Linked DNA regions of Mus musculus: all the other regions are linked to region 1. The links are chromatin loops, found by intact Hi-C in ENCODE. Cell type or tissue: heart. All regions are shown on one strand.

Evidence for each region. Hi-C counts contacts between places; a loop is a spot of excess contacts. Peaks named below come from ENCODE experiments on the same cell type or tissue, not always from the same donor. Only the 100,000 strongest peaks of a DNase experiment are listed, where the experiment ranks them.
Region 2: a loop joins it to region 1, with 8 times the contacts of the local background. A loop is called at or near these places in 32 of 42 quality-filtered maps.
Region 3: it touches region 1 in a loop (19-fold over the local background); 16 of 42 quality-filtered maps call a loop at or near these places.

The regions. Positions count from the first base shown.
Region 1 is chr9:114,494,962-114,502,961 of GRCm38, reverse strand. Ccr4 (chemokine (C-C motif) receptor 4) reads left to right here and starts at 6,418. Exons shown (of 2, transcript NM_009916.2): 1 at 6,418-6,464. In heart, CTCF peaks have their summits at 2,627 (motif pointing left) and 4,542 (motif pointing right); no DNase peak of the experiment used is centred here; H3K4me3 peaks cover 347 bases; H3K27me3 peaks cover 1,372 bases.
Region 2 is chr9:114,412,791-114,420,790 of GRCm38, reverse strand. Glb1 (galactosidase, beta 1) reads right to left here. Exons shown (of 16, transcript NM_009752.2): 2 at 3,661-3,830; 3 at 288-438. Among named protein-coding and RNA genes, the nearest start is that of Tmppe, 16 kb to the right of the region's middle. In heart, CTCF peaks have their summits at 2,432 (motif pointing left) and 4,859 (motif pointing left); no DNase peak of the experiment used is centred here.
Region 3 is chr9:114,315,096-114,323,095 of GRCm38, reverse strand. It overlaps 4921528I07Rik (RIKEN cDNA 4921528I07 gene), which reads left to right and starts at 6,068. Exons shown (of 27, transcript NM_001384245.1): 1 at 6,068-6,165. The coding sequence starts at 6,141. In heart, a CTCF peak has its summit at 4,880 (motif pointing left); no DNase peak of the experiment used is centred here.

The DNA.
Region 1 (8,000 bases):
TCCAGCTCGTCTGGTTTCTGCTTCTTCCAGGCAGCTGCTCTGGTCTGAGTCATCTTGCAGATTCCCTTCTCTTGAGTCTTGGAAATTCAGCTTGTCTGAGTTGCCCCCTCGGCTCTATGAGCTGGGCCCTGCTTACTCTGGCGGGGAGAGGAGTGATCTGGTTGAAGGAGCTCCCCTGCAGGGTGGAGAGATTTCATCTGGAGACTTACACACACTTCCTGAGAAGGCACAGCCACCAGGCGCCAGGGAGGCATGTGGAGCTGCAAGTACCAGAAAAGTATGGTGTGTCGCAATAAAAACCCCCGATCAGGGCTGGTGAGATGGCTCAGTGGGTAAGAGCACCCGACTGCTCTTCCGAAGGTCCAGAGTTCAAATCCCAGCAACCACATGGTGGTTCACAACCATCCTTAATGCAATCTGATGCCCTCTTCTGGAGTATCTGAGGAAGCTACAGTGTACTTACATATAATAAATAAATAAATCTTTAAAAAAAAAAAAACCCCGATCAAAAATCTGCAAATTGAAAATGGAAAAAAAATCGGGGGCTAGGAGTATTGGTGGGTCCCGGCACTAGGGAGGCAGAGGCCGGTGGATCTTTTGAGTTAAATGCCAGGCTGGTCTACAGAGTGGATCTCAGTATAGCCAAGCTATGTAGTGAGAGAGACCCTATCTCGGAAGCCGAAAAACCAGGTTTCTCTCCCTCCAACCTTCAGAAGTACCCAAGAAAAGTGAGGTTGTCTGGAAGCCATGCCCTTTTGAGGTTTGCTATCCTATTACTTTCAAAAAAGGAGCCACATAATTTATCATTGTGCGCGCAGGGGGTGGGGGTGGGGTGGGGTGTGTGTGATGCGCGTGCGCGCACACGCGCACACGCATACTACAGAGCCTCATGTGGCAGGCAGAAGATAATTTCTAGAAGTCAATTCTCTATCTCCCAGTGGTTTCTGGCAATCCAGTTTAGATCACTAGGCTTCCACATGGAAAGCTGTTTTACCTCAGTGGCCCTACATGATACTTCAAAAACAAAAAGATTTTAATGTAACTTCCCCTTGATTTTTATCTTCACATTCATTTTCAGGATACTTGTCATCCTAACTTATCGCAGATCACAGAGGACGCAAGCCTGGCACTGACTCTCAAGCCCTTCCCTGAGGTTTGTGGAAAAGACATTGGGCTGAGAGAGAAGGTTCTAGAAAGAGTGAAATGAGTTCATTGTGTGGGGGGAGGTAAGGGGACATTTCAATGAGCACTTGTAGCCCATACGTTCTGGGCAGGGGGAAGGGGAGGGTTTTTGGAGCTTAAACCTTGCTCAGCATGTTAGCTTTGAGGTATGAAATAATTAAAGAGCCCAGTGTGGTGGATGAAGCAGGCCTGGAGGGAGGACCTAAGAGCAGAGCTTTGGTAGGGACCAGGAGGAGTTGAAGGCTGGAAGGCTGGTTCTAATTCATAGGTCCATACCTTGACTAGGTCAGACAGGGCCTGAGTCCAGCTGTGTTCCTGACTCCTGTGTCCAGTTCTGCAGAATCAGGGAGGGTGTTTCTCACCCTGAATGTATCATGTCCTCTCAGAACATTCTGTGGTCAAAAACCTATCTGCATTTGGGGTTTACATTTCTTCTAAGTAAACCACAAGCTTTGGCCCAAGTCACTAAGCCCCGCCCTGGCTTGCTGGTCTAGAGCTCATCCATCCAATCTGTAAGTTTTCCTGGCAGCTCTTCAATTGCATAGTGGGTGGCGGTAGCCATTGTGACAATGTCACGCGCCCGAAGAAAGATAAGTCTTGCTTAAGGTGTTGGTGGTGGACGCTTCAGTCTTTTATTGCGATAGGGAGGTAGGGTATCCCATGTAGCCCTGGCTAGAGCCCAACTCAAGATCCCAGAGTGCTGAGATTATAGCGTACCTTTTTTAAAAAGTCATTTTAAAAGGTGTGTGTGTGTGTGTGTGTGTGTGTGTGTGTGTATGTGTGTGTGTGTGTGTGTGTGTACACTTAGTTGCGGATCCTACGGAGGCCAGGACCCCCTCAAGAGCTGGAGTTAGATGTGTTCTGAGCCGCCTCTGGGTACTGGGAACCCAATTCAGGTCCTTTGGAGACCATCCAGGGCTCTTAACTGCAGAGCCATCTGTGCAGCCAGGGATCCACGGAGTCAGAATTGGAGGACAGGTAATGAAATTGCATCATAAACACAGACCACTGTGTTTTCTCTGGTGGGTGGAGAAGCAGGGATTTGAGCCTGGTACACACGTGCCCTGCCTCCCGCACCGGAAAAATAGGGCAGGCAAGATGGCTTTGCAGGGAAAGGTGCCTGGTGCCACAACAGAACGTACGTAGACAGACAACCTACATTTCTGGACCCCCACAGGATGAAAGGAGAAAAGGAATGCCCAGTTGTGGTTTGACCTCTAGCATGCTAACACACACACACATAAATAATCACTTAGAAGGTTTTCTTTTGAGATGGGATTTTACTAGGTAGACCAGGCTGGATTTGAACCCAGAGAGATTAGCCTGCCTCTGCCTCAGGAGTGCTGGGAGTAGAAACATGTCTCTACATGCCCTCCATTTCCAAGTCTAATAATAAAACCATTTCCTAAAGGATGGTAAACTGGAAAACGCTGCCATCTGCTGGCCGTTATAGTTACTAGGCAACAGCCTGTCTGGGGCTATGAGACCAACCCAGAGCGGCATGGATGGAGTGATGGAGGAGTGTCCGGAGGGGGGAATTTGTGAGGCAGATCGGGCCAGGTGAATGAAAGCGGCTTCCGGAGTCATTGTCTCAGGCTCAGGGACAAGGTTCAGTAGCTGGCCCCAGGTATAAAAAAATGGGGAGACCCCAAGAGGGGAAAGAGCTGATTTCTAGGTGAAGTGATCTAGAGTAATGCCCAGATCCTCCCAAACTGGAGGGACCCGGCACCCAGTCGTGGTTACAGGAATGCGCCTATCCCGGAAGCACCCTGAAAATGAAGGTGGGCCCGGATTAAGGGACTCCATCTTTTCTGTGCTTCCCGGCAGCACTTGCGGCTAGGGCGTTTCCCAGCAGCCACCTTGGCAGAGGAGCCCCTCAGCTGAGATGCTCAGTTTTGTTAGTTCAAGCCCAGCCTGGTCTACAAAGTAAGTTCCAGTACAGCCAGGGTACACAGAGAAACTGTCTTAAGAAAACAAAAAACTCCAAACAAACAAAAATGACCGCCACCTTGTTTCTGCATTCCCTGGCCAAAGATTAGAATGGACCCCCAACCTTCGCTACTTCTGTAGCAGGCAGACACAATCATATTTATGAGTTTGTTGACTCCCATCAACGTTGCTAATCTCCGTGATTTTTGTCCTGTTTTTTCATCCTTGCGCTGCTTATATATGTTTTTCATTATATTACTTTTTTTTTTTTTTAAAGCCGGGCGTAGTGGGACCTGCTTTTAATCCCAGAATTTGGGTGGTAGAAGCTGAAGCCATCTCTGTTAGTTCTAGCATGATCTACATATTGAATTCCTGACAGATAGTACTACATGGTGAGACGATGTCTTTTAAAAAATGAGATTGATTTATTTGTGCAGATACGTGTTTTTTTGTGCATGTGTGTCTGTACCACCTTCACTGCGGGTGCTCTCAAATAGGACATTGGGTCCCCTGGAACCGGGAGGGAGTCTGCACCATGGGACTGCTGGAAACTGAATCTGGGTCCTTAAGAGCAGTAAGTGTTCCTAACAGCGGAGCCATCTGCCCAGCTCTCTTTCTGTATCTTTGACTCATTAAACTTTTTTTTTTCTTTTTTAAAGATTTATTTATTTATTTATTATATGTAAGTACACTGTAGCTATCTTCAGACATACCTGAAGAGGGCGTAAGATTTTATTACAGATGGTTGTGAGTCATCATGTAGTTGCTAGGATTTGAACTCAGGACCCTGGGAAGAGCAGTTAGTGTTCTTAACCACTGAGCCATCTCTCCAGCCCTCATTAAACTTCATTGACAACGTTTGTATTTTTGATTCTTGAGGTAGGATCCTTGAATTAGTACATATGACTGAGAATGACCCCTCCTTCTGCCTCTACTTCCCAAGTGTTGTATAAGCACATAACACCATGTCCAATTTGGGCTCCGTTTTTGAGTCCCTGGCTTGATCCAGTCACCTCGCCTGTTAGCAGCAAAACTCACATTCCAAATCTTTTCCTTAGGCAAGCTCTGGAGCCACTCTGTAGAAACCCCATTCTCCTCGGGCCGGGGGTTAGACAGCAGGAGTCAGTCCAGGAGCTCCCGGTTATTGCAATTAGCCCATCTACAAAACGCCCAACTAACCTCACCCGCAAGAACTTCCTAGACTGCATCCTAGCGCTCTGTGCAGCCTTCTTCACCTGGCCGATTTCTCTCACTTCTAGCTGTTTCTGGATACTTAGCCACTGGACTGAAGCCACAGCGTTTCTGCAGCAGGGTGCCAGGGGCTCCTTCTGGAGGGGTGAGGGCGTGGGCTTCGTGTTACTGTGCGCTGCTCCCATGGGTAGCCCGAAGCCTTTACTTCTGTCTTTCCTCTTGGAATCAGTCCTGGTACACCAGGGGGCGCTACAGCTCCACGTTGGACACTGGCCTGGCCTGGCGGTGGATGGGCAGGCTTTTTGTTGAGTTTTGCTTTTCCGTCTGCTCCTTTCTCAGAAATCAAGTTTAAGATGACTATGGAAGTGTCAAGAGGAGGACTGTAGGCCCAATTATGACTCCCGGGCTTGTGATATTTCATCTTCCCTCTCTGACTTCCTGTGTCTTCACATATGATAGTCACTGTAAAAATCATTACTACTTGTATACGTGTTTATTATTAAATTTTATCTTTGTCAATTCCATACATTACACAATGCATTCTGGTTACCTGCTCAGTCCTTTTTTTTTTTTTTTTTTTTGATTTGTAGTTTACTATTGCTTTAAAAAAAAAAAAAAGATTATTTGCCGGGCATGGTGGCACATGCCTTTAATCCCAGCACTCGGGAGGCAGAGGCGGATTTCTGAGTTCGAGGCCAGCCTGGTCTACAAAGTTCCAGGGCAGCCAGAGCTACACAGAGAAACCCTGTCTCAAAAAAAGAAAAAAAAAGATTTATTTATTTTTAGTCAGGTGTAATGGCACACATCTTTAATCCTACACTTCAGAAGCAGAGGCAGGCAGATCTCTGAATTTCAGGGCAGCTGAGGCTACAAACTTCATGTCTCCTGCCCCAGAAAAACAATGTTTATTTATTCTCACTTGTATGTGTATGAGGCTTTGGCCTACATATATGTAAGTGCGCCACATGTGTGCAGTAGCCACAGAGACGAAGAGAGTGTCAGGTCCCCTAGAAATGGAGCTACAGACACTTGGGTACAGAGAGCTGGTGGCAGGTCCTCTGTAAGAGCAGCCAGTGCTCTTGTCTCTTCTGACCCTGATGTTTCATTTGAAATCCTCCCTGCAGGAAGGTCTCCTGGTTCTTAAGGAGTGGGGATGCACTGTGCCAGGCTGCCTGCTGGTTACCTCTGGGTAGTAGCAGCTTGCCCATCCCACAAGGCTGAAAGCTGCCCTGGGTCTCAAGATCAACTCATGCTCCCCCTGGCAGCTCAGTCATTTCCGGTTTTGTTTATATGGATGGAGGTTTTGCCTCCATGTGTGTTGCTGCGTCGAGCTTGTGCCATGTCTAGGAGAGGGCAGCAGATCCTCTGAAAATGGAGTTACCTGACGAAGTCACCTTGTAAGTCAGACTCACATCATTAAATCAACTTTCCCCTCCTCTGCATGTTTTTGTTCGGTTTGTTGTTTTTGGTTTGTTTTTGTTTTTGCTTGTTTTGTTGTTGGTTGTTTTGTTTTGTTTCTTGTTGGTTTTTTTGTTTTTGGTCTTCTCCCAGAGTTGAAGACCTAATCAAGGGACTCGTGCTCACAGTTTTTCTTTTTTTAAACAACTGCTCTTTGTGGTCCTGCGATTAGACCCAGGGCTTTGATCACTCTAAGCAAACCCTCTGCCTCTGTGCGCCATCCCTAACCCACAGCACATATATTTCACAACTTGAAAAGCCTTAAAGTTTCCCTTTTTATTCTCCCTCCCTGTCCCTTCCCTCCATGCCCTCCCATCCATTCTTTTTTGAGGCAGGTTCACATGTAGTTCAGGTTAGCCTTAAACACACTATGTAGCCCAGGATGACCGCCTGCCTCCACCTCCCACGTGCTGGGATCACAGTCTACGCCGCTGCACCTGGCTCTTACCTTCTTGTCATTTTTCTTCCCTGCCACAGAAGAAACTACACCAGCCTAGCTTTGCGTTTGGGGAAATGAGTCACTCAGCTTTTTTTTTTTTTTTTCTTTCTTCTTCCTTTTGTCAAGAAGCCCCACATGGGTGAGGGGAGAGTTGGTATATCACAGTGTCACAGGAAGTCACATACCCTTCAAAGCACCTTTGCTGCTTCTAGGATCCTGGCATTGCTTCATAGACTGTCCTCAGGATCACTTTCAGAAGAGCAAGGTAGGTGGAGACAGGGACATTCGCGGGACCTGTGGCTGCGCTGCTGCAGGTGCCTGTGGCTTCGGGGAGCACGGACAGGTGACTAGCTACCTGCCTGGCCCCACACTCAGGTTTTGTTTTGTTTTGTTTTGTTAATTTATCTTGTTGTATGTGTAAGAATGTTTTGCCTGCAAATATGTAAGTGCCCACGTGTGTGCTTGTGCCTAAGGAGGTTGTAAGAAAAGGAAAAGGGCCTCGGATCCCCTGGAATTGGGGTTACAGATGGTTTCGAGCCACCATCCGGGTGTTAGAAATTGAAGCCGTGTCCTCTTCCAGAGCAGCCAGGGACCTTAGCCACCAAGCCATCTCAGCAGCTTCACACTCAGGCTTCTTAATCTTGCTGGTGCTGGCCTCTGTCTTGGAGAACACACACTTCCTACCTGTCTGCAGGCAGGCCGCCTGAGGCTTCACCAGCCAGGCATCCATTCCGGACTCGGCTCACGCCCTCAAGTCTGACGAGGACTGCAAACTTTTCTGCTTGTTCCAGCAAGGAATATCACATACCCAGGAATTACGGCATCGTAGGTGACTTACTTACTTAATTAGTAATTTTCTTTTGAAATGTATTTTATTACATTTCTTTATGTAGTGCAGGTATATATGGATGTGTGTGTGTGCCTATATACGGAGGGTGCGTGTCAGAGGGTAATTTGCGGGAGTCTGTTTTTTTTTCTACCATGTGAGACCAAGGAATTAAACTCAGGGTTAGGCAGATGTCTCCATTTGCAGAGCATCCTCTTGGCCTCACTTGGTTTTGAGAGTCAGATACAGTGCAGGCTGGCCTCACCCTCAGTGTTGCTGAGCATGGCCTTGAACTTCTGGCCTTCCTGCCTGTGCCTCAGCCTCTCAAATGCTGGCATATATATATGGGCCAGTAGACTGGACTATCCTTTTTGTTTGGCGGTTTGTTCTTCTGAGCCTATCTTCATTCTTCTGTTTTACTGAAATTTTTTTCCCCCTTTAAACTTTACTGGTAAAATGATAGCAACACAAGACAGTTGTTAGTCACTGACAAGCCTCCCAGGAGACTCTCCCATGTGACAAGTCTTCATCATGCTTTTCCAAGGGGAAAAAAAAAAAAAAACCAAAGAAATAAAATCTCTTTTGAAAAAACACCAGGGGTAGGGGTGATGGTTCAGTGGGCAATGCGTTCGTACCTAAAACACAGGGCCTTGAGCTCTCCAGAAGGTGAGCAAAAGCCAGGAGTGGCTGTGCACGCCTAGGACCTCATAGCCCTCCCCCTCGGTGGAGACACCGTGGAGACGGATAAATGGGAGGTTCCTTGGCCAGCCTGTCTTCCCAAAACAGAGAGTCCTGGTATTGAGACTGTATCTCAAAAAACAAGGTAGAGAGTGATAGCAAAAGACACCTCTGGCCTCCATTAACACAGGCACAGCTGAATGACCGCACACACAGATGTGTGCACACGTGTACACCGCATACTCATAGAAACAGTAGAGTGTTCAGGCGTGCAGAACTGAAGCTATGGGGAGAGAT
Region 2 (8,000 bases), 82 kb after region 1:
TTAATTTTATAACTAATCCATGAGGGAGACAAAGCAGAGTGCACTCCATGTCTGTGACAGAGGAAGCCATGAGGAAGTCCCCTTGTTCTGCCTCCCGCCTGCTCCTCGCTGCCTGGCACCTCGCTGAAGGAATAAACACTGGCGGGTCACAGTACCACTTGCTCTAGACTCTTGAGTCTTAGATCGCTTTAATCCACTTTGCCCAGAGCCCCACCCCCATCCCGTCGGCCTCTCCTGCCCTTACTCACACCCACCAGGCAGGCAGGACCCTGCAACTGGAAGCTCACCATGTCCCACTCTGCACAGATGTAGGGCCCAGGCCTCAGGATCACCAGGAGTCCCAGCTCATGAGCCAGCTGGATGAAATGCTCCACATCACGGTCCCCAGAAAACTCATATTGTCCTGGTTGGGGTTCATGGAAGTTCCAGGGCACGTACCTGTGAAGACACACACGGCTGAAACCCTCCCAGGTGGCAGCTGAACGGGAGGGAAGAGAAGGGGGCCCAGGCTCTGTGAGCATTTGACACCTCGGGTCTAAGAGTGGAACACGGGGCAGTGCTAAGGCACTGGTGGGTAAGGGGGCGCCAAGCCTGACCCAGAAGCTCAATCCCAGAACCAGCATAGTGTAAGCAGAGAGCTACTTCTACACGTTGTCCTGTGCCCTGTCTTCCATACACACACAGCACACACACACACACACACACACACGGTGGGGGGTGAGAGAGAGAGAGAGGTAAAAAACGAGGTGTAATAAAGAAAGCCCTTACAGAAGGAGTGGGATTTCTAGGAACTAATATCCAGTTTTTGCAATATGACACTGAAGTGGCAGATTGCCTCCGATCCTGGAAGCTAAGCACAGCCAGCCAGGTCGGGCGAATACTGGGATGGGAGTCACAGAGCCTGGCATGAATCAGGAGGCCGAGGCATGCCCTCTCTATGACACGCTGGAGATGATCCAGCAGGGCCACTCAGGACCTTGTTCATTCTCTCTCTTGCTTCCTGACTGACGGGAAGATGGCGTGAACAGAGATGAACCAGTGGTTTTTTTGTTTGTTTAGTTTTGTTTGTGGTCTGGTAGGATTACAGGTGATGGCCTTCATCCACAGAACTGCTCTGAGGACATGAATGATAGTTGTCAGCTTTGTCTGCCAAGGCGGATTTATTTCAGACAGCTTCTTGGTCACTTCTGTACGCCTCTCTGCATCAAACTCTCCTTTGGCTTCAGTTTATACCTGGCTCGTTTGAAACACTGAGAATCGAACACAGCCTTGAGCGTGCCCAACACCCCTTCTAACATGGAACCCCAAACCAGGCCTTGATGAAAACAATCTATAGAAACTGTGACAGAAAAAAAAAAATATATCGTCAAGCACACCGAAAGCTTTAACAAGAAAAATAAATGCACGAATTCTAATTATCGTGTTAAAGTAATATGAGGTACGTATTTAAAAAATAAAGGTTAAACCCAGCAGTGGTGGCGCATGCCTTTAATCCCAGCACTCGGGAGGCAGAGGCAGGTGGATTTCTGAGTTCGAGGTCAGACTGGTCTACAGAGTGAGTTCCAGGACAGCCAGGGCTACACAGAGAAACCCTGCCACAGAAAAAAAAAATAAAAAATAAAAAATAAATTTAAATAAATAAAAATAAAGGTTGAGCAGAACACAGTGGCGCTTGGAAGTAGAGGCAGAAGGGTAAGGGTTAAATGGCCAGCATGGGGTCACAATAGGTTTGAGGGTAGCCTGGGCTACATGAGACTCTACTTAAAAAATAAATAAACAAAGAAATGGCTGGCACACAGCATTTACCTTTAATCCCAGCACCCAGGAAGCACAGGCGGGTGGATCTCCGAGTTCAAGACCAGCCTGGTCTACACAGAGAGTTCCAGGACAGCCGGGGTACACAGAGAAACCCCGTCTCAAAAACAAACACTTTAATAAAAGTAAGAATAATCCAGGCATGGTGCTTACCTGTTAATATAATCTTAGCACTCAAGAGGCCGAGGCAGGATTGTGAGTTCTAGATTAGCTTGAGCTACATAGAGAGAGATCCTATCTTCTTTAAAAGGGGCAGTGTGTGTGTGTGTGTGTGTGTGTGTGTGTGTGTGAGAGAGAGAGAGAGAGAGAGAAGGAGGGAGGGAGAGAGGGAGAGAGAGAGAGAGAGGGAAGGAGGGAGGGGGAGAGGGAGGGAGGGGGAGAGAGAGCGAGAGAGAGCGAGAGAGAGCGAGAGAGAGAGCGAGAGCGAGAGCGAGAGAGAGAGAGAGAGAGAGAGAGAGAGAGAGAGAGAGCGAGAGCGAGCCAGAGCTGGCTCAGTGGTTATGAGCCCTTACTGCTCTTTCAGAGAATCTAGGCCTGGTTCCTAAGCACATGGCCACTCAGAACTGCCTGAAACTACAGTTCCAGGGGATATGCCTCCCTCTTCTGGCCTCTGAGGGCATTGCAAGCAAATGATACATAGACATATATATGTTATATGTTATGTCTATATGTACTTCTATAACAAGAAAACAAAACAAAACAAAACTCTCACCCAGTCTAGAGACCTACAGAGCCTGTGGTAAAGTCCTTGCCCATCACATGCAAAAGCCTGAATTTGGCTCTCAACACTGAAAGCAAAACCACAGAAGAAATCTCTACCCTACAAGAAGACAAAAGACTTTTGTCAGAATACCAGGCCAGGAAATAGAACGACCCAAACGGAACTGGCTCCCCGACCTCTGGTGCGGATACACAGTGCACTGTGACCCTCGGCAAGAAAGCCTTAAGGATGAGCCCCACAAGCATCCTCCCCCCCCCCCCCCCCCCCCGTAGATCCAGGCTCAGCCATAGCCCACTGGAACTCAGCGTGCTAACAACTGTGAGCGAACCCAGATCCACTCTGCCAGGGGCCGTAGAAACAGAAGTGGGGGGATCCCCTAGGTATCTACCAAACCCACTAAGGCTTTCTCAACCTTTATCTTTTAAGATGTTATCAGCGATTCACACCGGCTCTGCAAAATCCAGAGTGATCAGCTGCCCCAGTTTTCCCCCCCAATTAGTCATCTCACAGAATCAGAGGAGACGGGGACATGTGCCTGTTGATGTGAACCTATAGCCTGGGTTCAAAAAAAAAAAATTAACCCAGTAAGACAAGCTGGGTTCCAAATACCTAAGCACAGGCTCACTTCCTCCATACCAAAAGCAGCCACACTCCATACCCCTCACGTTTGGCTCCTCGATGGACCTCGGACCAAAGACGTGACCTTGGCAGAAATGTAAGTTTCATGAGCTATATATATAAAACCTGCCTTCATCTTTATTGGTGTATTGTTTGTGCACACAAACATGTGCGTGTACACATGTAGATCAGACGATACCCTGTTCTCTGCTACCATGTAGGTCTCCAGGATTGAACTCAGCCTGTCAGGCTTGGCCGCAGACCTCTGTACCTTCTGATCCACTCTCTGGCCTCCTCCTACCTTTGCCTCTTCAAGCTGATTTCAGCTTTATGGTTTCTGAGGACAAAGTTCAAGGGAGAAGTGCTTCGCTCTCTTTAGAAAGGCCAGTCAAACTCCTAAAGAGCCAGCCCCGCAGGGCTGCACACAGAGCTCTCTCCTACTTGTGTAGGGGTGGGTGTGTGTGTAGGGGGAAAGGGGTGGGTCTTGGGCAAGCATCCTTCCTTACATCTGGATAGCATTCAGCCCAGCCATCTTCATCTTCAGCAGCCGGTCCTCCCAGTAGAAGCGGGGTATCCGGAAGTAATGAATGCTTCCCGAGATGTATCGGAATGGCTGTCCATCCTTGAGGAAGCGGTCCCGGCTGTAGTCGAGCTTAAATGTCCTCTGGGTGACATTCTGCAGGGCAAGTAAGGGACCCCGTGAGAACGTGAACCTTTAGGTCAGAAGTGGAGCTGGGGGGTGGGGGCGGGTGCTTTTCGATTAAGTTACACAACGAGTAGACTTAAGTTACACAATAACTTATAAACAAGTCAGCCCAGCCAAGGTGATGTGGAGGAGGCTATCTCCTACTTTGGCTCTACTCCCTAAACCTGGAGCCTATGGACGCTCAGGAGCTGGGACTATATCCACTGAGCTGTGTGTGAGGCATGGAGACAGGGGTACTCCAATCAGCTCAACAGCAGTGTCCCTCGGATCCCCGGGACTATAAAAGGCAGTGCAGAAACCAATGGATCAGGTGTGGGGGATGTAGTGTCAGAGAAGTGGAGGAAAGAGGATCAGAAATCCAGGGTGATCCTTGGCTACATACAGATTGAGGCCAGCCTGTGCTACATGAGACCCTGTCTCAAACGCACGCAGCAGCAACAGATCCATGGATCCCCATCCTAGCTGCTGCTCTGAGTCCCAGGGTGACCTGGGCAAGTGCATCTCATTCGGAACCACCAGGGAACTGGAGAAAAGTAATGTTCAAACGCTATTATTATTATTATTATCATTATTATTTGGGGGAGGGGGGTTCCGAGACAGAATTTCTCTGTATAGCCCTGGCGGTCCTGGAGCTCACTCTGTAGACCAGGCTGGCCTTGAACTCAGAAATCCGCCTGCCTCTGCCTCCCAAATGAGTGCTGGGATTAAAGGCGTGCGCCACCACGCCTGGCTCAATGCTGCAGGGCACAACCCAGTTTGTGAATTGAACTGAACGGGGTCTGGGGCAAGTAAATCAAGCACCTTTTCATGGGGACAGAGGACAGCGCAGCGCACACAGTACAGTATTACTTCCAAAATGCCTGGTACATAGTGTGGAGTTACTTATATATGACCTTCAGCCAGTACACTGGCTGAAATGTCATAAAGTTTCAAGGAACCCAGTTTGGAGTTCCTATCAGAGCTGTTAGGCAGCGTGGAACACTGCCCCCTAGTGGACAAAGACAGGTAGCAACCGGCAACAGGTACCCACCAAACCCGGGGTACCAGAAGCCACCTGCCTCTCAGCCCAGCATCAAGGAGCTGCCACGTGCACCTTGACGCTTTCAGAAAACAATGCCAGGATTCGTCAGCATCCTAGCCCGCAGCGATTCTGGAACATCTCACAACAAGTGCGAGAGTTCACACGAGGTCTGGTATCCACCTAGGGAGTTGGCACCTCCACGGATCCATCAGAAATCTGTGAAGAAAGCCCCTATCTCAGGTCTAATTCTCTGCTTCCTCTTGGTATCCCTAAGGTCGAATCGATTACGACTTAGGGCCATAGCTGTAGTCAGACCCCACCCCTGCTGCTTTACCAATGAGGCTGACGTTGAGCAGAGCGGGAAGGGTTCTGGAAAAACTCCCTGGTCTAGAGGAACTGGTCACAAGCTCCACGGGGCTGAAGACAGAGGCGTCCGGACCTAGGACTGCAGGGTGCAGTTAACGAGGACTTAGAGAAGTATCGTCCTAAATAGCAGACAGACTGGCTGATCGCCACAGTTTGGGCTAGCAAATGAGGTGTAGATATTCACAGGCCTCCCCATGCTCCTGCTTCCTGTGCTCATTTGGATTCTCGAGCCACCGGCCCCCAAACCCTTGCTGTAGGTTCTGTTTCCGGAGGAACCTACATGAAGGCAAGTGGTACCAGTAATGGCCTAAGACCTTGACTGTCTCCAAGAACAGGGGCTAAGTGTGGAGGTTGAGAATGGTACCCATGGCCTCCTATAACTGAATGCTCGGTCCCCAGACGGTAGAGCTGTCTAGCAAGGATTGGGAGGTGTGGCCTTGTTGGAGGAGGTGTGTCACTGGGGGTGCGCTTCGAGGCTTCTAAAGCCCAAGTCATTCCTAATTCCCCCTCTCTGACTTGAGCTTGTGGATCCGATGTGACTCTCAGCTACTGCCCTGGCACCGGGTCTACCTGCCTGTGGTCCTGCTCCCTTCCGTGATCGCGGACTCTAAACTCTAAGCAAGCCCCACAATTAAGTGCTTTTTTATAAGTTGCCTTGCTCATGGCGTCTCTTTACAGCAACAGAACAAACACTGACTAAAACAAAGGTATCTGTGAGGAAGTTCCCAGGGAATTTTAAATGGTGACCCCCTCTGACTGTGGGTGTTACTATGCATGGGTTGGGGGCCGTGGATGAAGAGAGAAACCAGGCCGAGCATCAGCACTCATTTCTGTCTTTCCACTCTGGACCCAAGGTGACCAGCTGTCTGTCCCACATTCCTACCATTGTGCCTTCCCCATCATGATGGATCGCACCCCCACACCACAATCCAAAAGCGAACCCTTAAGTTTCTTGTCAGGGCAGTGAGGAATGTAACAGACACCCACACATGGGCGTGGGGCGGCATCTGGAGGTTAGAGATGCTGATTAGCAACCAGACCTTACAGTTAGTGTGTAATGGGTGAGCAAGGATACCCCAAAATGCATGCCACACCCCTCACCTATGCCAGAGAGAGACGAGGTCCAGCTTAAAGGGGACGATTTGGCATGTTTCATTTCTAAAACTTTAGTGTGTGTATACGAGTGTGCACACCTATAGGTGAGCATGAGTGTGTACAAGTGTGTGAATGTAGGTATAAGTGTGTGTGAGTATATATACGAGTGTGTGCGTCCACACACTAGTGCAGCGTGCTTGCGTGGTATTGTACATGTGCACACGTAGAGATCAGAGGACAATGTGGAGTCGGTTCTCTTTCCTCCTTTCCGTGGGTTCTGGGACAGAACTCGGGTCTTCAGGCTCTCCCAGCAAGTGCACGACCTGCTGAACACTCTCCTCAGGCAGGAGTTGCCACGTGACTTGGCTCTCTCGGTTTACTGTGAACTGGACAGACTGCGAGGCTGGCTGGCTTGTTTAGCAGGTTTGGAAGTTCTGAAGAGAGGAACTGACAGGTTCAGGCTACATGGGGCAGTCTCTGAGTGGCATGAACTTCTGTGACGGTGTCTACAGAGACCCTCATCTCCTACCAGGAAAGCAAGGTCGAAGGTTTAACCTTGGTGGTACCCTAGGAATGAATCTAGAGGGGGCAAAGGACATGGTGTCCTGGGAGAGGACAGGGGCATGGGGTATCTGTCCTGACTCACCAACTCTTACCTTGATGTCAGCTCTAATACCTAAGCTCATGGGATGGTTTCTTGGACACACACATGACACTAGTTTGCAGGAAGGGAGAGAAGAAACCAGGGCTGCCTATGACCGAGGGAGCAATGGAGTGGTCGGTTCAGGGAAGGGGCAACCCACTGTCAGACTATATAGACCATATATGCTTCAGGAGGCCCAGAGGACGTACTTTCAGTCAGAAATGCATAAGGTGGGGCTGCAGAGATGGCTCAGAGGTTAAGACCACTGACTGCTCTTCCACGGGTCCTGAGTTCAAATCCCAGCAACCACATGGTGGCCCACAACCAACCGTAATGAGATCTGACTCCCTCTTCTGGAGAGTCTGAAGACAGCTACAGTGTAAATATGATAAATAAATAAGTAAATAAATAAATAGAAATGCTTTGGTAACTTTAGAAGCCCCACAGCACATAGAGTTCTCAGTAGATGAATGAGGACAAGACACTGCCATGACACTGGGCCCTCATCGCTGACAGCGACATCCTGGCATTATCGAGGGGGACCATTGTAAACATCGAAAGCTGAGGAGCTTTTTCCCAAGGCCCAGCTTTGAGTCAGTTTCCTGACACACTGCTTAAAGGGAGGGGTGACTAGCCCCTGAAGGAAGGACCCTACGGTGTGATCGCTTGCACAAGGATTAACTACCTGTATTGTTAGTACAGCTTAAGCCAACACTCATGCTACGAACTGTGTCAGGCCATCCCTCTCCCCGAAGGCCCAAGTCCCTCACACAGTGGATCCCAGAAGTGAGAGTGTGTCCTAACATTACTTCCTTGGCTTGAATGCAAAGCGGGGCCAAACTAACAGCCAGCACAACCCTCACCACGTATGAGGACTTTCTTTTATGGGTGCAGTGAAAGTTCCAGAACCTTCTACTCTCCGTCTCTTCCTTAAGAAAAACCCGGAGGAGACCACACTCCTCCTGGAAGAATAGCTACGAGGTTCTCCTCCATCAAGGCTTAAGGTCATCTCTAT
Region 3 (8,000 bases), 180 kb after region 1:
GAGGAGAGGCCCTTGGTCCTGTGAGGACTCTATGCCCCAGTAGGGGAATGCCAGGGCCAGGAAGCAGGAGTGGGTGGGTTGGTGAACAGGACCAGGAAAGGGGATAACATTTGAAATGCAAACAAAGGAACTATCTAATAAATACAAAAACAAAATTTATAAAACCTCTATTCAGGCCATTCAGCAATGTAGATTTCCTTTTCCTGTTCTGTGAGGAATGCCATTGCCATTTTGATGAGGATTTCTTTAAATATGTAGATTGCTTTCAGTGACATAGGAATATACACAATATTCTGCCTATTAAAGAATAAGAGGTATTTCTGTCTTCTCGTGTCTTCCTCAATTTCTTTTTTCAGTTTCTTACATTTTCATTGTAGAGATCTTTTATCTCCATGGGTAAGCTCATTCACAACAATTTTTTAAACAATTTTTTATTAGATATTTTCTTCATTTACATTTCAAATGCTATCCCAAAAGTCCCCTATATATTCCCCCCACTCCTGCTCCCCGGTCCTGCTGCCAACTTTAGCTCCTTGGGTACTTTCTCTAGCTCCTCCATTGGGGGCCCTGTGTACCATCCAGTAGATGACTGTGAGCATCCACTTCCGTATTTGCCAGGCACTGGCATAGCCTCACAAGAGAGAGCTATAGCAGGGTCCTGTGAGCAAATTCTTGCTTGCATATGCAATAGTGTTAGTGTCTGCTAACATTATTATGGTATGGATCTCCAGGTGGGGCAGTCTCTGGATAGTCCTTCCTTCTGTCTCAGCTCCAAACTTTATTCACAACAATTAAAAAAATCTATAATGAGCCAGGCGTGGTGGTGCACACCTTTAATCCCAGCACTCGGGAGGCAGAGGCAGGAGGATTTCTTTTTTTTTTTTTTTTTCCATTTTTTATTAGGTATTTAACTCATTTACATTTCCAATGCTATACCAAAAGTCCCCCATATCCACCCACCCCCACTCCCCTGCCCACCCACTCCCCCTTTTTGGCCCTGGTATTCCCCTGTACTGGGGCATATAAAGTTTGCAAGTCCAATGGGCCTCTCTTTCCAGTGATGGCCGACTAGGCCATCTTTTGATATATATGCAGCTAGAGTCAAGAGCTCCGGGGTACTGGTTAGCTCATAATGTTGTTCCACCTATAGGGTTGCAGATCCCTTTAGCTCCTTGGCTACTTTCTCTAGCTCCTCCATTGGGAGCCCTATGATCCATCCATTAGCTGACTGTGAGCATCCACTTCTGTGTTTGCTGGGCCCCGGCATAGTCTCACAAGAGACAGCTACATCTGGGTCCTTTCAATAAAATCTTGCTAGTGTATGCAATGGTGTCAGCGTTTGGATGCTGATTATGGGGTGGATCCCTGGCTATGGCAGTCTCTACATGGTCCATCCTTTCATCTCAGCTCCAAACTCCGTCTCTGTAACTCCTTCCATGGGTGTTTTGTTCCCAAATCTAAGGAGGGGCATAGTGTCCACACTTCAGTCTTCATTCTCCTTGAGTTTCATGTGTTTAGCAACTTATATCTTATATCTTGGGTATCCTAGGTTTGGGGCTAATATCCACTTATCAGTGAATACATATTGTGTGAGTTTCTTTGTGAATGTGTTACCTCACTCAGGATGATGCCCTCCAGGTCCATCCATTTGGCTAGGAATTTCATAAATTCATTCTTTTTAATAGCTGAGTAGTACTCCATTGTGTAGATGTACCACATTTTCTGTATCCATTCCTCTGTTGAGGGGCATCTAGGTTCTTTCCAGCTTCTGGCTATTATAAATAAGGCTGCTATGAACATAGTGGAGCATGTGTCCTTCTTACCTGTTGGGGCATCTTCTGGATATATGCCCAGGAGAGGTATTGCTGGATCCTCCGGTAGTACTATGTCCAGTTTTCTGAGGAACCGCCAGACTGATTTCCATAGTGGTTGTACAAGCCTGCAATCCCACCAACAATGGAGGAGTGTTCCTCTTTCTCCACATCCTCGCCAGCATCTGCTGTCATCTGAATTTTTGATCTTAGCCATTCTGACTGGTGTGAGGTGGAATCTCAGGGTTGTTTTGATTTGCATTTCCCTGATGATTAAGGATGTTGAACATTTTTTCAAGTGCTTCTCTGCCATTCGGTATTCCTCAGGTGAGAATTCTTTGTTCAGTTCTGAGCCCCATTTTTTAATGGGGTTATTTGATTTTCTGAAGTCCACCTTCTTGAGTTCTTTATATATGTTGGATATTAGTCCCCTATCTGATTTAGGATAGGTAAAGATCCTTTCCCAATCTGTTGGTGGTCTTTTTGTCTTATTGACGGTGTCTTTTGCCTTGCAGAAACTTTGGAGTTTCATTAGGTCCCATTTGTCGATTCTCGATCTTACAGCACAAGCCATTGCTGTTCTGTTCAGGAATTTTTCCCCTGTGGCAGGCGGATTTCTGAGTTCGAGGCCAGCCTGGTCTACAAAGTGAGCTCCAGGACAGCCAGGGCTATACAGAGTAACCCTGTCTCGAAAAAAAACCAAAAAAAAAAAAAAAAAAAAAATCTATAATGAGTGGGATTTCCCCCAACTTCGTTTCCACTGAGTTTGCAACTGATATATAGAAAAGATGCTTTTTTTGTATGGTGATTTTTATATCCTGCTACTCTGCTGAGAGTGTTTGTACTTTGCTGGTGGAATCCTTGAATCTAGTAATCTGCCTTTTTTCCCCTTCCTATTTGTATCCCCTTTAATTCTCAGAGTCCTTCCAGTAAATTCTTTTGTCACTGCTGAATAACCAGATCAAACCAAATTTAACAGATTCAAATTCAGTGCTATTGGAGGAATAAGCTTTGTCTCCACTGAGAAAAGTCTTGAAAGACGGAACAACAGTGAAGAAACCACTGCTCCTTGTGGAACATCGTGATGAGAGGTGCAATGTGCTGGCTAAGTTGACAGTGTTTTCTCCATCCAATCCCCTTGCTCTCTTCTGTTGGTGGATAAACCAGACTGCACCTTGAATTGCAATTCTGTATGGCCTGGGTATTACTTCCCTTAGAATTCCTTCTTATTCCTATGCTCGCAACATAAGAAAACAAATCCTTTCTCTTTTAGCCTCACTGCTGAGACGTCTTCATTAGCAAGATAGTTTATAATTCATCTCATGTTTAAAAAAGAAATAATCCCCCTTGATTCGTACCCTCCTGTAGCTTCACCACAGTCTAATACTTGTCCCAAGAATTTACTATATTATTAAATCCTTATGCTCCCATTTTCTTTAAATTCAGTCTGAAGGTTTTATATCCACCTATTACTAAAATTCTTCTCAGGATGATGTGGTTGGTCAACAGAGGAGTGAGAGGAAAAAGGAAAGTTGATAACTGCCCATTCTCGGGGCATAATCTTGGGGTGATGGGCGAGTAACAAATCAGGAGCTGACACGCCATATCAGGTGCTGAAATGCCATGGCTGAGGGCTATATAAGCGACTCCATTTTCTGGGGTCGGGGTCTTCCTGAGAAGTAAGCAATAAAGCTTTGCTGCAGAAGATTCCGGTTGTCTTGAGTGTGCTCTTGCTGGCGGGTACAAAAGCTCGGGATACTTTTACTCTTGTCAGGACAGTTATCCATAAAACCTTTGGGAGGCATTTATCTATCTAGTCAAGGGTAACTTCCGAAGGAAAGCCCCCTCCTTTGTCATCTCAGGCACCAACCCTAGTTGTAGGTAGATTTAATAGCCATATGTCTCTACCATTAGAAAATCTTGGGGGGTTTCCAGAACCCTTTCTTCCCACCTCTCATTTGTCATGCCACTTTAGGTATCACATATTTTTTTTTCCATTTTTTATTAGGTATTTCGCTCATTTACATTTGCAATGCTATACCAAAAGTCCCCCATAGCCACCCACCCCCTCTCCCCTACCCACCCACTCCCCTTTTATGGCCCTGGCGTTCCCCTGTACTGGGGCATATAAAGTTTGCGTGTCCAATGGGCCTCTCTTTCCAGTGATGGCCGACTAGGCCATCTTTTGATGCATATGCAGCTAGAGTCAAGAGCTCCGGGGTACTGGTTAGTTCATAATGTTGTTCCACCTATAGGGTTGCAGATCCCTTTAGCTTCTTTGGTACTTTCTCTAGCTCCTTCATTGGGGGCCATGTGATCCATCCAATAGCCGACTGTGAGCATCCACTTCTATGTTTGCTAGGCCCAGGCATACTCTGACAAGAGACAGCTATATCAGGGTCCTTTCAGCATAATCTTGCTAGGGTATCACATATTTTTAAGGAGCAGGGGTTGGACATAAAGCAGAAGTCATAAACACTTAGCCAAGCCTCCCACTGAGGGGACATTTCTATCCTTAGAACTGAGTTTCACTTGCAGATCTTAGTTTATATGTGAAGTATTAATAACGAGTGGTAATTCTATCATTTCATTGTGACTATTCTATTCTGCCACCCCTGGAAACTATAGAGGAAGGAGGAAGTGTAAGGGCTCAAGGCAATGGTTCCCAGTGCTCAGAGCATCTACTTCTCTAACCATCCTGGCATGTATGAAATATGAAGAGATGCTTGTGTTACTCCCTTTGGCACTGAACAGCTTAGACAGAGGATGCCAAGAATCTCATGCTGGGAGAAGGAACAAGCTAAGACCCTTGGGCAAACCATAAGGAGGACTAATTTTCTGGCACGTACAATCTATCATATCACTTATCAGGAGAGACTGAAGCTCAGAAGGAGGAAATAACTTGACCAGCATTGCCCAGCTATAGATACTTCTTGACTTTGTTAAAAACTAAACCTCATAGGATTCTGAGGATGGTCTTGGTGGAGGAGTCAATAGACCTTTGTTTCTCTTCCCAATGTACCACCACATCCAACATCAACAGGCTTTCATAGGGTGCCATCTTGTGGTGGTCAGTGGGAATGCAGAAGAGAAGCCCGGGCAACCTTCATGGAAACCTGTCCAGTGGGGTTGAAGCTGGAAAAATAAAAAAATTTAAAAAGAATTTATTACTCTTTCTCTTCTGCTTTTCAGTATTCACTGTGTGCTGACGTTTGGTCTGTTGCTATGCACTGTAGTGATCAATGCTGGTCCACAAGATCTGGCTGCCGCAATGAGGAGATCCTTGGTCAAGAGGAAATCATCGCATATACCAAGTGATGCTATGGAAACTTGCTCCTTAGTTTAAAGCGATTAGTTAAATAAACAGGTTGACAGCTCGTAACTGGGCAGAAGAGAGGTAGGCAAGGCTTCAGGTGCGGGGCTCGGGGTCTGAGGCAGAGAATACCAGGAGAGAAAAGAGAAGAGGAAGGAAGAAGATGCAGGGGTAGGTGGAAAGTGAGAACATGGCAATGAGGGCCAGACATTTGGAAAGGAGTGGGCCATGAGAAACATGGCAAGTTGTCCCTGAGGATCATTGACTGGAAAGTAGACTGACTAGCATAAAGGGTGGATATCTGCTCAGCTCTAGTGCTTTTATGGCTTATTATAAATTTAAAAGTTTTGTGTCTTTATTTGGGAGGTAAATGATCAAAAGTGGGATAGAAACATCCAATTAATCTTTCTACATTAATTATGTCTTTAATTGAACTATTAAGGACAGATAGACACATGGTTAGGGGCTGTCTTAGTTACTTTTCTATTTTTTTTTTTTTTGTGATAAAACACCATGACCAAGTCAACTTGTTAAAGAAAATATTTAACTTAGAATTTTAAGTTTCAGGGAGTTAGAATCCATGACCATCATAGCAGGGAGCAAGGCAGCAGACAGGCAAAAATTCACTGGAGCAGTAGCTGACAGCTCACATTTTGATGTGTGAGAGAGTGATCAAAAAAGACCTTTGTGAAGTAGGCATTTTAACATGGTTCTTTAGAACCATGTAAGCAGATGAGAGAAAACTAACTTTGTAGTTGGTTGTTCTTAGATCAAGAACATTGGCATTTATGATAACCCACACTGTCGTCCTGACCTTGTATGAGCAGACTTGCCTAAGTAGCAGATGTTGGCTGTCATGGTATGATTATGAGTTCACTATGCAAGCTCTGTGACTTATGGCTGACCTGTACCTAGTTATGTTCAGGCCTGAGTGCTGAGTGCCAGTATACTTTGAGATTTCCTCAGAGTACACGTCTATAACTACAGAGCGATAGTAGTGTTGGAATCTGAGTATAATGGGTAACTGTTGTGATACCAGAGGTATGATATTGCTAGCCATTTAGTGCTTTTGCTTCAAATAGACTGGTTAATATTTCTCAAAATATTTTGTGTAAATACTTATAACTGCTGTATTATTAGAATTATGTCTTATTTTATTTAATTTTTGAGACAGAGTTTCTCTGTGTAGCGCTGCCTATCCTGGAACTCACTCTGTAGACCAGGCTGGCATCAAACTCAGAAATCTGCCTGCCTCTGCCTCCCAAGTGCTGGGATTAAAGGCATGCACCATCACGCCTGGCTCTAGAATTATGTTTTATTATATATTATATTTTAGTCTACAAAATATTTTGACTTTAGAATTTAATGTGTTTGTATGTACGTATGTGTCTATATATGTTTGTATTTCCTCCCTCAAGATTGTGCTTCACAGACATAACACTATATCATAGACATACCAAGAAATAACTAAGGTTCTCTGTTTTGAAATTATTAACCTCAGAAAAAAGGAGTGGCTTCACAGTGGTGGGGATAAATTATGATATAAATCTCCCACTATAATGTGTGCCTATTTTCATTTTTAACAAACATTTCGTGTCATTTTCTTATTAGGTATATTTATTCACTAAAATGTAGGTATGTCTTTTCCACATATGTGAAGGTTTAGAGTGTGTACCTACTCCATATTGAATAATTTAAATCCATAATTTATGATTTATCCTGAATTGTAGACATCACAAATAGGTAACATTGTGACCCACATCTCTTTGGAGTGAGGTATCACCCAATAAGTTGATTATTTTGTTCTGAATGACTGATCACTATTTCAACAAATGAAGTAGAGAATAGATGAATTAGACTGGTGAACTAACTAGAGAGTCAGGAACTATTTACAGTAATCCGTGAGCATAGTGTTCGTATATGGTGAACAAAAAGAATAGTATGCAGAGGTAATCGTTCTTCTGTGCGTGTAGAAACATGGTGCTGAAAAGATGTATTAACCCTTCCTGCTGTTTTCACGTGTGATGTGGTTTATTTATCCTGACACTGCTTCAGAGAGCTATAGCTTTCTTGATGAATTGGGCAAAACCTAAATATAAAGAGGTTCATATTTGTGAAAAGCTAATTAACCAAGATGGTAGGTTTCCAGTGTACACGTCAGGATGTCTCAAGTCTGTAGAAGTCCTAGGCATTATCTACTTTATGACATCAAATCCATGGTCACTTTATCACAGGACACCACTGTCACATTTCAACCTAGGCATTGCAAGGAAGTACCAGCCCTTCTCGTCAGCTCACAGATGCGTAGGACTGGGATCCTTATCCTCACACCTGGCCTAAAGCCAACTACAAATAGAGAGATCTTTAATTGATATCTGGTGGAAATACAAATGTTACCCTCAAAAGTGCAGAGACCTTGTGAGCCACAACCTGGGAGAGTGACACAAGTACTCAGAATATCTACCCAGTTTTTAGAGCCCCCATTACCCTTGGAGCAACTCTCACATAGAGCTGAGTTAGAGGACTTGAATGGCCAGCAGGATCCAGATACTCCTCTTCCTTATCACTGTTCTTTTTAATCTGGATGCTACAAAGCACATGAGAATAAAAGGAGAAACAAGGCACAGGGTACTTATTATTGTTTTCCAGAAGTCAATAAATTATTGCATGTCAAAGGATGAATGGATCAATATAGTTACACCATGTCCCTTATACTAAATTCACTTCCCCAGGAAAATGTATGTGTTAAAAAGCTAAAATTCTGTGTTTATGATGAATGTAGAATCAGAATGTGTCAACTGATGGAGGTTGAAATATGCTTGTGAGATGTGATGAAGAGATTCTTCAGTCCTTTTGGGTTTCAAAATGCTTAAAGG